2 separate regions of the Mus musculus genome follow, and region 1 is linked to region 2. A link is a loop called in an ENCODE intact Hi-C map of the cell type or tissue named here. Cell type or tissue: gastrocnemius. All regions are shown on one strand.

Region 1 (5,000 bases), 50 kb before region 2:
CATGTAAGTACCCACAGAGGCTTGAAAATGATGTTGGATACCCCAAAGCTGGACTTACAGGCAGCTAATTTTAAGCCTCTTGCTGACCTCGGGTCCTATGCATGAATTGCAAATACTGCTGAGTCATGGCTCCAGATAATTTCTGAGTCATGTCTCCAGATCCTTATTTTATTAAGTTTCATTACTATCATCATCACCACCACCACCATCACCATCATCACTAGTGTGTGTGATGTGTGTGTGTGTATATGTGTGATGTGTGTGTGTGATATGTGTGATGTATGTGATGTGTATGATATGTGTGATGTGTGTGTATGTGTGTGTGATATGTGTGTGTGATGTGTGTGTGTGTATGATATGTGTGATGTGTGTATGTGTGTGTGATGTGTGTGTGTGTGTGATATGTGTGATGTGTGTGTGTGTATGATATGTGTGATGTGTGTGTGTGTGATATGTGTGATGTGTGTATGTGTGTGTGTGTGTGTGTGTGTGCAGGCCACACAAGCCAGTCCATATCCGGGAGTCAGAGAATGATTCTCTTGAACTTAGGTCATTAATTAGGCTTGTACAGCGGATGCTTTCTTTACTCTCTGAGCCACTCCAATGGCTGTATGCATGCAATTCTACAGTGACACTGCTGGGTATGGAGTCTACCTCTTGCTGTTTTAGATGAACTTGTCTTGGAAGACCAGGGCAGGTCATTTGGGACTGAGGATGAATACAACTTAAGCACAGCAAAAAAAATCGCAGCCTTTGCAGACCACACCAGAGAGCATTTTGGATCCCCCTTCTTTTTGCCTGACACAGGAGTGGGCAGCACTGTTGGGGATATTTCCCAAGATTGGTCCAATAAATAGAACATTCTAAAACCCCTCAAATATTTATGCCAGGGTGTCTGACGCCTACAGTGAAGGGTCTCTACAGTACATGCAGAAGTTTAACAAGTCAGAGATCTAAATACCCTGCAGTACTCATGTTTTCTCAGTTTACAGGCCTGGCTGACTTCTATCCCCAGCACAACAAAGTCCAGGTTGAGGTCTGTCCTGTCATGCTCACCTCTCAGTTTGATTCAACAGCCTAGAGTCACCTGGGAAGGGAGACCTCACTTGAGGGACTGACCACATTAGCCTGTCTTGTGGCATTGTCTGTGAGATGATAATTATGAAGGATTGATATGGAAGGGCTTAGCCCACTGTGGGCGGCACTGTTCCTAGGCAGGTTAGCTTGGGCCAGATCCTGAGAGCAAAGCCAGTAAGTCATGTTCGTCCACGGTTTCTGCTTCAGCCCCTGACCTGACTTCCCTCAGTGACAGGCTGTGACCTGGAAGTGAAAGCCAATGTAACCCTCTCCTTCCCAGAGTTGCTTTTAGTTGGGCTATTTTTATCACAACGAGAGAAAAGCAAACTAGATCAAGCCCTAACATCCAACAGTTACTCGGCTTCCGGTTTAGCTGCAGCTTTAACTTACAGCCCGGTTGGTACGGGTTAACCTTTGGGTTTGGGAAAGCAGAACTGAATGTAGCCTGCTTCTGACCGGCCCTGCCTGCCTTCCCTAAGCACACATACCTTCCGCATCAGTCTGGCACGCGGGGCTTCTCCCTTCCACTCTCTTGCACAATAACTGAGTAAATCTACTTCTGCCTCCACACTGAGGTTTCCTGGGTAAAATAAAATTAAAAGGCAGTCAGTTTTCCCATCCTCCACCCTCCTGGACCCTTCTCTGCCCTTAAAAGTAAGAAAACATGCACTAAGTATTTACTTTTGAACTTTCTCTGTAGATAGCCGATCCACCTGGAAGACAAAGGAAACAATTAGATGAAAACTTTTCCCTAAGACAAGGGTTGTCTTTGAAAAGGAAGACAACAGGGTGACCCACCATTTCAGCTGATGCCCTAAGTATAAATACAGGCTTCTGAAGTAGCTGAAGGTAGCGGACAGAGGAGAGAGCGTCGTCATCACAAAGGCCCTTGCTATTCTCCAGGCAGCACTAAGGACTTGGCTTGTAACTAGTATCCAGGAGTGAACTTGGTCACTTCCTACAAAACAAACAGACACACATATCATGGTTATACATCTGCCTTAAGGGACATAGGACACATGGGATAATTTTGCCACTGAGTGTCTAGTGTGGCTTTATATACACTTTTGTGTATGCATGTATGTGTATGTGCATGTTCGTATGTTCACAGATGCATGTTTATATGGGATGCAAAGTTGTGTGTGTGTGTGTGAGTGTGTGTGCGTGTGTGTGTGTGTGTCAGAGAACAATCGGTAGCACCATTCCTCAGGTAGCAGAGATGTAACCTCTACCTGGTCTTAAACTTGCTTAGTAAGCTAGACTGGCTGGCCATCAAGCCCTAGAAATCCACTTGTCCTCTTTAATGCTGGGATTACAAACACACCCATCACACCACACTTAGGAGGCAAATGCTAACAACTGAGATATCCCACCCACCAGGCCTACATATATATTTTTTTAGGATATTCAAACATAAATGCAAAAGTGGAATCATATAATTTCCACCACGACCACTGCTGCATACATCCTTCTCTAGAATACTCATGATTTATAATGTACATCAGAAATATGGGCTTCAGAATCCTGAATTAGCATCCCGTTTCCAGGATGGAGCCTGTGAGCATGACAGCTGACTCCCGTGATCTGAGCTTTCTTGACCGTGAACTGAAGGGGACCCAGCAGGGAAGGGGGGGAGAAAGGAGTTTGCAGCGCAAGCGCAGTGCCGACACGGACACGTGCTCATTTCTTGGATCCATGCCAGGTGCCGACCCACCCTTGTCTGCTGACCCTTGACCTATTATTGCTGCTTTGAAGCACGATAGGTCGCAGCACCGCTGTGTCACAGACGAGGAAGTCAATCGGCAGAAGCGTGGATACCACTTTCCACACCCGCTGCTTCAGATGCCCGCCGTGATTCTCAGTCCGACCTGGCAAACACGTAAGGGGCAGGGGAGCTCCCAGGGTGGGTTTGCAGTACTCTGCCTAATAGGAGATTCCCAGTCCCAGCCTGCCTGAGCATGTGACATGCTGAAAGTACAAATGAGGAAGAGGACTTCTGAACGGTGGCCAAATCTCCTGGGGCTTGTTTTGAAATAATTTCTTCCACAGCAGACCACTGAGTAAAATTCCAGTGACCAACTGCAATAAAATTCTCATCGGCGTGGAACCTATGATTTCAGCATGTTTGGTCATCCAAATAGTTCATGTATATTCATATTCCCAATAAAGTAAAAAATATTAACAAATATGGAAAAAATACTACTAGCAAATTTTTAAAGTATAATTCCCTAAACTTATAAGAAGACCTTTAAAATGCTTATGTATCTAGAGCTCTCATTTGGCTGCATTCTACAGTTTCCCAGAAGTTTAGCAAAACTGTTGTTTAAAAACACGAAGCTGGGCCTGGAGAGATAGATGGCTCGGTCGTTACGCATGCACTGCTCTTCCAGAGGACTCTCTGGTCTCTATTGAAATGTGTACATACAAGGCACACACTCACAAATACACATAAACAAAAAAATAATAATAAGATTATGGGGATGGAGAGGTGATTCAGTACTTAAGAACGTTCGCTGCCCTCGGAAAGGACCTGTCCTTGGGTCTCAGTGCTAAGGTATTTTTTAGAAAAATGGAACATTGCCTATGATTTGTATGTACAGACAGATTGACTCTTTTCTCATCCCCCCGCCACCCCGCCCAATATTTGAGATGGAGCCAGTGAGTGTCCCGAGCACGCGCCCTAGTTTTGCTGGCACCCTTTGCAACAAATGCCCAGTTCTTCAGCAGAGCCGGTCCTGTGAGCCTCGCCTCCTGCACATCCGGATGGTTCTGCACTCTTCCTTTACAAACACTGGATTGGCAAGCACTCAGCGCTCATTACCAATGTCCCCTCAGGAGTCCTAAAGACAAGTCCACAGCTTCTCTTTAGGGATAATTCAAGAAAAGAGGAAATTCTGGATCAATGAACTTGTACACCATCAGTTCCGACAGGTGCTGGCTTCCAAAACAGGTCAGCGAGCACCCCTCAAGCGGCTCCGGGAGGACTCAACGCTGGGGAGGACTGCTAGCTTCAAGATGTATTTCTGAACTAATCCAGAGAATGAGATTCTCCAGTGTGCACAGGGCAGTCACGTTTCTTCTCAGTGGCGGGCCTTTTTACAGCATCTGATGTAACTCACAGGCTGGTGCTTCTGTGTTTGTGTCAAGGGCCGGTGGGGACCAGGTCCGGCCCTAAACACCCCTCATCTTTAGATGCCACCTGGTGTGCGTGCTTCATTCATCTAAGGTACCAGCAGCAGCTCTCCTCAGAACGAGGCCTTTCCTGACAGCCTGCTGAAGATAACGGTTCTCTCTGTGTTTGCCCTGTCTTGGTCTCTCTCCCCTATCTCCCCTCCTCCTCCCAAGTCTGTCCCTCTGTCCTGCTCTTTCTCTCCCTTATCCTGTCCCCAGCCTTTTGTCCTTATCCTCAAAATGAACCCACCCAGAAAGCAGGTGTGGGAGCACCTTACCCGGAAACAAACCAGACCACAGGCCTGCACTCCTGGTCTCCCTTGATTCGGCCCACCCACTGTTCAAACTAGCAGGCTTGTTGTGACAGTGCCACACATGCACACATGATACTCTGAGAGTAAATATCTTCTCCTGTCCTTCCTCTCTCCTCCCTTCCCCCACCCCCTCCTATAGCAGTTCACTTTTTCAGATCATCCTTTTTCTTTTTCTGCTTTTTACATATGAGAGAAAATACACAATACTTTTCAGCTTCTGGCTAATTTCACATAGCATGATGCTAGTTTCATCAATTTCCCTGCAAATAACATGGTTCTATTTTTTTATGGCTGACGTGTGTGTATATATGTAAACACACACACACACACACATTTAAAGTCATTTATTGACTGAGAGACAACTAGCTGACTCCACACCTCATATGCCCACATTTTTTTGGTTAAGTCACTTAGGCTAAGAAGGGTAAAGGCTCATAA
Region 2 (5,000 bases):
TCCATAGTCATGGCATTTTCTTCCATTTACTTAGTACCTTTAAGAATCATATCATCAGAACATCAATTCTAAATTTCAGAACAGATCCTGCATCTGATAGATGGATTCAAATAAGAGCTACTTAGCTGCCTGAACTTCAGTTCTTTCAAATTTTGTCATTTGACAGGCATGAAGACTGAACGGATAACCAGCAATGCTATACAGCTGGTCACTCTTGCTCAGAGTTATCAGTTAAAGCCACATTGTTCTGCAGCCAGGAGGGAATCTGTCCAGTTCAGCCATGGAGCAAAGCTAATCGTGGTCACTGCTGGTGAAGTGAGTCAAGATGGGTCATGATGTAAGATAGGCTAAAAGACGGGCAGATGCCACCAAACTTCTCACAGATGGACATGAGTTCTGGGTCTCTAATCTGAGACCGAGCCTATTGTTGAAGCTACTTTCCTTCTAAGCATCTCGCTTATTTTCAAAGCATTATGTTCATTCCTGGATTGGAGAGTGATAGCCATTCAACTTCCATGACAGCCAGCTTTCCTGGAAATGACCAACTGCCAACTAGAATTAACCCCAGCTTCATTTCTCTGACTTCTGCTGGAGAATAGAGGGTCATGGTGGGTATCAAAATATGCATGGGACCCACTTCGAGAAGATGGACTTTTCTATTTAAAAATATGAATCTTCTGGAGGATCCTGCAATACCTCTCCTGGGCATATATCTAGAAGATGTTCCAACTGGTAAGAAGGACACATGCTCCACTATGTTCATAGCAGCCTTATTTATAATATCCAGAAGCTGGAAAGAACCCAGATGTCTCTCAACAGAGGAATGGATACAGAAAGTGTGGTACATTTACACAATGGAGTACTACTCAGCTATTAAAAAGAATGAATTTATGAAATTCCTAGGCAAATGGGTGGACCTGGAGGGCATCATCCTGAGTGAGGTAACCCAATCACAAAAGAACTCACATGATATGTACTCACTGATAATTGGATATTAGCCCAGAAACTTAGAATACCCAAGATACAAGATAAAATTTGCAAAACACATGAAACTCAAGAAGAACGAAGACCAAAGCGTGGACACTTTGCTCCTTCTTAGAATTGGGAACAAAACACCCAAGGAAGTACTTACAGAGACAAAGTTTGGAGCTGAGACGAAAGGATGGACCATCTAGAGACTGCCACACCTGGGGATCCATCCCATAATCAGCCTCCAAACGCTGACACCATTGCATACACCAGCAAGATTTTGCTGAAAGGACCCTGATATAGCTGTCTCTTGTGAGGCTATGCCGGGGCCTGGCAAACACAGAAGTGGATGCTCTCAGTCAATTATTGGATGGAACACAGGGCCCCCAATGGAGGAGCTAGAGAAAGCACCCAAGGAGCTGAGGGGTCTGCAATGCTATAGATGGAACAACAATATGAACTAACCAGTACCCCTGGAGCTCGTGTCTCTAGCTGCATATGTATCAGAAGAGGGCCCAGTCGGCCATCATTGGGAAGAGAGGCCCCTTGGTCTTGCAAACTTTATATGCCTCAGTACAGGGGAACACCAGGGCCAAGAAGTGGGAGTGGGTGGGTAGGGGAGTGGGGGGGGAGGGTATGAGGGACTTTTGGGATAGCATTTGAAATGTAAATGAGGAAAATAATTAAAAATATTAAAATATATGAATCTTTTTTATTGTTAATAAACCATATGGTTATGTTTTCTGCAGTGCCTGGGGTCTATGGAAAGTCATTTTGCAGATGTGAGATTTTTGTTAAAGCAGACTTTTAGAAATGGTGATTTAATTACAGTGGCAAGCAACACACACAATGCAAACAGTTATAAAATTTGATGTTAGCAGTAACCTTATTTAAAATGACCTGTAGGTGGCTAATTTTCATAGGAAAGGTGCTATGCAGGACACTGGGATGGGGGTGGGATCATCAATGCACATGTTCAGTACTGGACCTGACAGGCTACAATACTGACCTGCCAGGTGAGATAAGCGCCTCTGTGCAATAGTGGTAGGACTCTTACAGGGTAAACCAATGGCTTTATACTTGGATTTGAGGCTTAGAAATTCAGTTCATGCCTGGAACTGTATATTTGGCTAAAAGCACATAGCTAGCTGGTGAGGTCATAGACCCTGCAAGGGAACTTACAATTATTGTATTTGCTAAACAGTCATGTTTGCAAACTGCCCTGTACATATATATTTTTTCTTTCAAGACAGAGCTTCACTTTATAGCCCTGTCTGTCTTGGAACTCACTCTGTAGACCAGCCTGCCTCTGCCTCTCAAGTGCTGGGGTTAAAGGCATGCATCACCACTGCCCAGTGTAATTATTTATATTTATACCTGTAGATTAATGCTATCATTTGGCTGGCAGTGGGTAGTAATGCAGTGGCTCACCACTGGCCAAAGCGATAAGAAACAAGGGTTGCTAAGTGTTCATCCCTCAATGGTACATCCATATCCTACCTCTCCCAAGGCTCAGGGAATGTCACAAACAAGAGAAAGGAACAAATGCAAAAGGTGCAAGGTAGGAAGTGTGAGATGCTGTGTGGCTGATGGACTCATGAACTCACAGTAGCTGCAGTTACCTGTACCAGACCTGCTTAAATTCACATCCATCGACATTACAACACGCATCGAGAAGGCTCCACCCTTACCAAGGACCTCTTAGCAATCGATGGCTTCTGGAGAAGAGAGGAGACGCGTTTCCTCAGGGGGTGTGGGCACTGGCAGGTTGTCCCTGCTCAAGAGGCAGTACTAATTGGACTTTGGGTGACTTTTAAAAGAGAGCTAAGGTGGGGGTCAGAGGCTAACTGCCACAAAGCACGTGTAGCTCCTCCCTCGCCACCATGGGGAAGGCAGTGGATCTTGAAATGGCTCTCCAGAGACATCCATTCAGCATGGCTTTGCTAGAGTTGGGCCTACAGAATCTACTACAGAGAGACTGTATGCTGTAGTATCACAGCAGTAGAAAGGAACCTCGTTCTGGGTTTGTGCTGCCCTCTCCAGGAGAAGAAGGAAGAAGCAGGAATGCACTGGGGTTAGAGAGATGGCAGAGAGTGAGGAGGGGTTGAAACAAGCACCTACCTAGTTACAGAATTGGGAGAGAAAGTCACTATTTGGACTCTGGTCCTGGCAGCTGCTTGCCTATAGGACATTTGACAATTCTGGGATCAGAAGTTACTCTCAGAATCAGAGGCTGCATGGCCCAGAACAGACTCCAGGTGAGAACTCCAAACCTGGAGGTTCGTTCTGTAATAGATGTGGCTGTGAATCCCGGGATTCTTGATGGAGTTCACTGTGCTGTTCACTGTCTGTGGCCCAGATTTCCAGTCTTTCTCTACCAACTAACTGCCTTCATACATTAATCTTTTAAAAGTATCTTTGTAGAGGGGTAATGGTGATGCACGCCTTTAATCCTAGCAGTCAGGAGGCAGAGGCAGGCAGATCTCTGAGTTCAAGGCTAGCCTGGTCTACAGAGTGAGTTTCAGGACAGCCAGGGCTACACAGGAGTTTGGCTTTGGATTACAGAATGCCTTTTCCAGGAGCCGTGGCTTCATGCTGCCATTTTTAAAGTATACTTAAAAAAAAAAAAAGGTTCAGGCTAATAGCAAAGTTGAGCGGGGAGTACTGAGTCTTAGTCTGTTCCCTACATGCACGGCCACTCCCACTGTCAGCAGCCTGTTTCAGAGCCTTCCACTTGTCAGAGTCAGTGAGCATACACGGACATGCCCTTCCCACTCATGGTAATGAGCTTCAGGATCTACTGTCAGTGTCATGGTTTTTGGTAAATGTACAATAGAAAATGTGTCTGTAGTCATAGCACCATAGATCATACAGAATAACTTCCTAGCCCTCAAGATCCCGTGATTGGCCCATGTACCCCTCGCTCCCCTGATCCCGGGAAGCCCTGATCTTTTTACTGGGTCTGAAACTTTGCCTTTTGTACTATCATACAGTTCATGGCTATTTGAGATTGGCTTCTTTCAGTTGAAATACGCATTTAAATTTCTTCCATGTCATTTGTGGCTCCATGGTGTGCTTATTCAATATTTTCCTTTCACACTGGGGAATGGTCTAGTTCTGGATATTTCACAAGTTGTCCATTTGTCACCAATTAGTTGTTCATTCAGCTCTACCCAGACTGAAATTGTGGTCAGGGAAGATCTTCAAGAGCTAGTCTTTGGCTCCATGCCCCATGAAAGATGCGTCCCTTCCTCTGTCTCACGTTTACTTACGGAGGACGTCTTGGCTGGTGGAAACTTGGGTGATTATGAATAAAGCTGTTGTTGAGGTTCATTGTGGATTAAAGCTGCTGTCCACATCCAGTGGATGCTTTCTCTGGCAAGGGCTGAGGAGGGAGCTTGCTGGACGCTGGCGAGTGCTTACTTAGCTTTGTAGAAAGCAGTGAGGTCAGACTGGGTTCCACAGAAGCTAAGGCACTTTGCAGTCCCATCTGAATTGAGACTTCCTGTTGCTCCACACCCGTACCACTGCTTGCGACTCTCCATGCTCTGAATGCTGACCATTCAAATAAGCAACTTATTTGTGCACATCTACCTCTTTCTCAGGTGCCCCTTAGGTGGTCTCTCTACCCTCTCTTTGCTGTGCAAGTTCAAATCCAAGGACCATTATCAGTGAGCTCTCTGCCTTCTGGCTAAGTTTGCTGATGAGTGTAGAGCCAGAGGGCTAAGGAGGAAAGGTGCTCTGACTGAGTGACTTAGCTTCCTCACTCCAATGGGTTAGTCTCAGTGGTTCTTCCTGTCTTCAACAGAACTCAGGTTGTATACGGGGCCTTGAACATATAAGGGACTCAGTCCTGACGTCCCCACCCACAGTTCAACAGCCCTTTGTTAGACGTTCAACATGTACAACTTGGGTGGGTAACATACCACCCCCCCACCCACACACACATACAGGATCCTGGCTGACACATTGCACACAGCCCACAACCTTCCCCTAAAAGGATCTGATCAGTCTCTAGGCTTTGATGCTTG

What was found. A loop is a pair of places that touch in the nucleus more often than their neighbours do. Peaks named below come from ENCODE experiments on the same cell type or tissue, not always from the same donor. Only the 100,000 strongest peaks of a DNase experiment are listed, where the experiment ranks them.
Region 1: it touches region 2 in a loop (2.1-fold over the local background); 28 of 42 quality-filtered maps call a loop at or near these places.

What each region holds. Positions count from the first base shown.
Region 1 is chr15:27,662,779-27,667,778 of GRCm38, forward strand. Otulinl (OTU deubiquitinase with linear linkage specificity like) reads right to left here. Exons shown (of 8, transcript NM_001242423.1): 2 at 1,876-2,035; 3 at 1,759-1,790; 4 at 1,566-1,657. Among named protein-coding and RNA genes, the nearest start is that of Otulinl, 16 kb to the right of the region's middle. In gastrocnemius, no CTCF peak of the experiment used is centred here; DNase peaks (open chromatin) are centred at 2,754 and 3,778; H3K4me3 peaks cover 418 bases; H3K27ac peaks cover 608 bases.
Region 2 is chr15:27,712,551-27,717,550 of GRCm38, forward strand. No RefSeq gene overlaps it. Among named protein-coding and RNA genes, the nearest start is that of Otulinl, 34 kb to the left of the region's middle. In gastrocnemius, a CTCF peak has its summit at 3,006 (motif pointing left); a DNase peak (open chromatin) is centred at 2,996.